Regions from separate parts of the Homo sapiens genome. Here region 2 is linked to region 1. Evidence: read pairs that join two places in POLR2A ChIA-PET (ENCODE). Cell type or tissue: GM12878. All regions are shown on one strand.

Region 1 (2,500 bases):
GGTTTTTTGAGGTTTTCTGTTTTTGTCTTATTTTGTTTTGTTTCCTTTGTGAGACAGTGTCTTGCTCAGTCGCCCAGGCTGGAGTGCAGTGGCACGATCTCGGCTCACTGCAACCTCCGTCTCCCAGGTTCAAGCGATTCTCCTGCCTCGGCCTCCCGAGTAGCTGAGATTACAGGTGCCCATCACCACGCCCGGCTACTTTTTGTACTTTTAGTAGAGACAGGGTTTCACCATGTTGGCCAGGCTGGTCTCAAACTCCTGGCCTCAAGTTATCTGCCTGCCTTGGCCTTCCGGAGTGCTGGGATTATAGGCATGAGCCACCACACCCAGCCACATTCACCAGTTTTTAAATGTCCTAATGCCAAGGATTATATGTAATTTGCTGGTATTACTTAATAGAAACACCACCAGATGTATTCTGGAAAGGTGAACTGATGTTCCACGATGGCAGAGAAGCCAAGGCAAATGTAGAAGCCAAGGAAGGGCCAAGAAAAGCAAAAGCCAGTTGCCTTCATGCTGGGCCTGGTTTTGTGTATCGTGACTGTATTGTCATCATCACCGTAGAGCATTCAACAAGGATCTGAAATGGGTCCTAAATGCATCTCCATGATTTGTTGTGTCAACATAGCACACACACCCTGCTACAGCTGACTCTAAATCAAATCCAGTTACAAAAGGTAGATGGTAGTTATCAAGGTGGGTTAAATGAATTTTTACCCATGTGCAAGTCTGCATGGATGCACATACAGAGACACGCTCAGTACCCTATGCCAACCAGAGTTCCATCCCTACAGCACAGGCTCACCCAAACCCTGGCCTTCCCCTCAATGACCTCACCCCCACTCCAGAGCCAGCCCTGGGTGTTACTGCCCATGGGTGTTTCTGACTCTTCCTCTCTCAGAAGTCACCAGAAAATCCTAAGAAGTGGTTGATATGGCTTAAGATCCTCTTTGATAGGGGCTGGGCTAACTCAACAATTGTTATCCACACCCAGTGAGGTGCCTGTGGCCCAAAAGCCTTGTGGTTTCCAGGAAAATGTTTCATAGATGATTCTCCTCAATTTTTAGTCTCTTTAAAAAAAAATCACTACTTTTTTAAATTGACAAAAAGTATATGTGTCTATGGTGTACAACCTGATGTTTTAAAATGTATATACATGTGGATGGCTAGATCAAACTAATTAACTTATGCATCACCTCATGTACTTCTCATTATGATTTTTGTGATAACACCTAAAATCTGCTCTTTCGACAATTTTCAAGTGTACAATACATTGTTATTAACTATAGCTACCATGTTATACAATAGATCTCTTGAACTTCTTAGTCTCTTGATTGGATTTAAATAACTGCCTCTCTGTACGTGCCTGGGCTATAGATGTTACCAAATAAACAGAGAGATTTTGAAGATACATACACATTCTTTAGTGTGATTTTTCTTTTGACAGCTTTGTTCCACATCCAACAATAAGCGGGACATTTAAAATTTCTGGTCTTGATGGCCGAAAATGATAAATCTTGGTTTTTTTCAGTATGATAGAGCTGGTCAAAAATGTTAATTCCTGGAGCATCTTGTAGTGGCAGAAAGTGCCGGAAGGGCTCCCAAAAACATCACAAGAAAGGGGATACATCAAAGAGACATGGGATCCCACTGAAAGAGTTCCCAATGGACAAAGCTGGAACAATCTGATTAACAAAGTAGCACTGGAGTATAACTTGATATTCATGAGTCTATACTGACATAAATAAATGAACATATAAATAAACAAGTGGGGGAGAATAGATAAATCTCTAGACAGAAGAATTCCATCATGTATGTAGCTACTCCCCCTCAGGGAGGTGGAGTACAACTCCCACTCCTTAAGTGCGGGCTATCCACAGTGACTCCCCTCCAAAGAGTAAAGTATGAAAAGGTGGAAAAAAGAATCACTTTACAGTAGAAAAACCTGTCAAGACTACCTCAGCCAGGTCATCAAGGTGAACATCAACTGTGAGTTGCGTTGAGGGTGCCACTGATGCAACGTGATGAGAAGGGCACTTTGCCTCTGTGATCTTTCTTCCAGAAACCCATAACCTCAGTTAAAACATGAGAAAAACATCAAACAATTCAACTAAGGAACATTCTACAAAATACTCTCCAGGACCCTTCAAAACTATCAAAGGTCACTGAAAACAAGGAGAGTCTGAGAAACTGTCTCAGCCAAGAGGAGCCTATGGAGACGTAACAATTAAATGTAACGTGGCATCCTGGATGGAATCTTACAGAAAAAGGACATCAGGTCATAGAGTATTGACTTTGGTTAATCATGAGATTGTGACAAATGCACCTAATGTACATTCATACATTCAGATTTGCAAAAAAATTTTAAAACTAGTACAAAGCATTCCCATATACCTCACACCTAGCTTTCCTTATTAATATCTTACATTAAGATACAGATAATGTACATTTATAATGTGGTACTGAAATATAACTTGGTATTCATGAGTCCATACTGACA
Region 2 (2,500 bases), 180 kb before region 1:
CAAGCTTCTCTGACTGATCACTTTGACTCAAGGCTCCCCATCAGCCTTGCCAGGCTTACCTACAACTGCACTCAAGTTAGGACTCCTCATCCACCCCTTATTCCTTCACTCTCTCCCTCCCAAAGTTCAGACCAACAGCTGGCACTATCAGCTGTCACAGCCCTTCCTAGCTTCCTCTCTATTTTCCCTCCCAGGCATCTTGTTGGTAAATTTCTTGCACATCTAATTCCAACTTGGTGTCTGCTTCTTGGAAAATCCTAAGTAGCACCTTACTACAGGAGGAAGCTATAAGAATAATTGAATTTTACTCTAAAAGAAGATGACTATTTTAACCATTTATTTAATAATCATAAGCTAGTATGTATATATACATATGCATGGATATCCTCTCATTTAAAAAAAAAAAGATATATTCAACAGAAACCAGGTGTCTTCAGAGGCTCCCTGATTAAATAAACCTTTTTTTTGTTTTTTTCAAAACTGGCTACTCTTTGGGTCACCCAGAAAACTTTTTAAAGATGTCGATCCCCCTCTTGAGATTCTGATGCAATTAGTCTGGAGTAAGCCTGGAAATTGGCATTTAAATACCTCCCTAGATGACTCCAGTGTGCAGTAAGGTTTGAGAACCCTACCCTATAGGTACACATAGGGACAGGCCACAATTTACAATACCTACAAGATGTCAACTGCCCAGCTGCTCAGGAGAAATGTGGTTAATCATCATCCTGAGGGGAGAGGAAAATTTCTTCAGCAGATCATCATAAAGGAAACACTGTGGAATGTCATCAACCACATCCTTGACAACATCCCTGCAGTAAACACAGAAATAAGCTTCATAGAATTGCTTCCTATGACATTCCTCAGTGTCGCCAGGTTCTTTCCATGTGCTACCACAGTGCAAGCAAGTTCTGTTCCCGTACAAATTTGCAGAGGAATTTTCCACTTTGGTCAGTGGTATCTCTTCCTGAGCAGGCTTCATGCTGTGTCTGGGGGTAAAGTCTGTGGTTGGACACCAGGGGTACCAGAGAACATCTACTTTTACCTATTTCCTATATTGGAATTCTGCAGAAAGGTGTGTTTGACCAAAAGAGTCTACTGCTAAGGAGTGTTTGAAAATCACTCTCCAGTCAGCAGGAAGAAAGTAACCCTCTCATTCTTTAATGATTCTAGTTTCATCCTGATTGAACTCACAACAGACCATGACTTCAGAGTCTCAGAAATAATTAACTTCACTATGAGATGATCAATGAAGATGAACTTCAGACCATGACTCGATACCCAAGCACACAGTACACAACTGGCCAGGAGTGACATCAGTGCTGAGATGGATCCCCTCCAGCTGACACCAGGCCACATCAGACCAGAGAAACAAATTCCTCCCATATGGCCAGAAAGTTTTATGGCAGTAACACTAAGACTGACAAAGTCACTGTTTCATAGTTAATTATTTTCATTTCCTCATAGCCATGGAGAGAAACTATCTAAAACCTTGAATTTGAGGAAATGAGTTCGTGAAAATCTAGCTCTCCTGGGACATGATACTATAACTCATCAGAAGGGCCAACCCATTGACATTCTTGACTCTAGGCTCTAATCAGGCTACCCACCATCTTCAAGAGGCGTACCCTAGTAAACCTGCCAGCTTGGACACAAAACACACCTTCAGCAGTTGGCTGTGCCTGACCCACACCAAGGCTGCATGCTGAACTTCTGGATTCCTTTCCCTGAGCTTCCCGTCCCAGCATTCTTGCAACCAACCTGGAATGGCAGGGTTGAGTTTTCTCCATCAGTTATGATGTTCTAACCTCCTTGTTTGTTGAGCTGCAGTTCACAGCAACTTCAGTGAAATGGATTAGAAATGTTTTAATGTTCTACTACCTATGGATTAATATATGTTTCAAGGACATTGTTTTTTAACTGATGGAGAGTGCATGCTCTCGGTATTACAGATCAACTATGGTAGTGATGTTGAATAACTTAAGTAGGAGCTGAATTGAAAACTGTAAAAACAAATAGCAATAGTGGAATATAATTTCCAAAATGAGTCTTTATGCTAATCCAGATGAGTGAACAACATTGTTCAAAGAAGCAGAGTTCAGGGACACCCAGTAGAGGAGAGCAAAAGAAGAGAAAAATTATAACTGCTGATCAATTTGGATTATTGTTATTATATCACCGCTATTCTTGACTTTAAACAGACATACATAGAAAACTCTTATGTGGTACTAGAGTTTTATTTTTTAATTTATAACTTGAAATGCACATTCACCTACAAACTCCATTTCATTTTCTTCAACAAATTACTGTTCTCCAAGAATGGTGGAATAGAAAGAGCCATTGTTACTCTCCTTACAAGAAGAAAGGGAGCCCCCTATGACTGGTAGCATTTTGGAGGCAAGCCATCCTCACCTGCCCTGCCAGTTTATCAATCCCTAACTTCTGCTAAAGGCTAAAGTGTGGAGATAATTAATCTATCAGATTCTTTCTGGAAAAAAAATCT

What was found. Peaks named below come from ENCODE experiments on the same cell type or tissue, not always from the same donor. Only the 100,000 strongest peaks of a DNase experiment are listed, where the experiment ranks them.
Region 2: POLR2A ChIA-PET joins it to region 1 with 5 read pairs; 3 of 35 experiments call an interaction of 5 or more read pairs at or near these places.

What each region holds. Positions count from the first base shown.
Region 1 is chr13:42,339,877-42,342,376 of GRCh38, reverse strand. No RefSeq gene overlaps it. Among named protein-coding and RNA genes, the nearest start is that of AKAP11, 69 kb to the right of the region's middle. In GM12878, no CTCF peak of the experiment used is centred here; no DNase peak of the experiment used is centred here.
Region 2 is chr13:42,523,630-42,526,129 of GRCh38, reverse strand. No RefSeq gene overlaps it. Among named protein-coding and RNA genes, the nearest start is that of TNFSF11, 49 kb to the left of the region's middle. RefSeq lists an enhancer at 1,538-1,657. In GM12878, no CTCF peak of the experiment used is centred here; a DNase peak (open chromatin) is centred at 1,359; H3K27ac peaks cover 742 bases.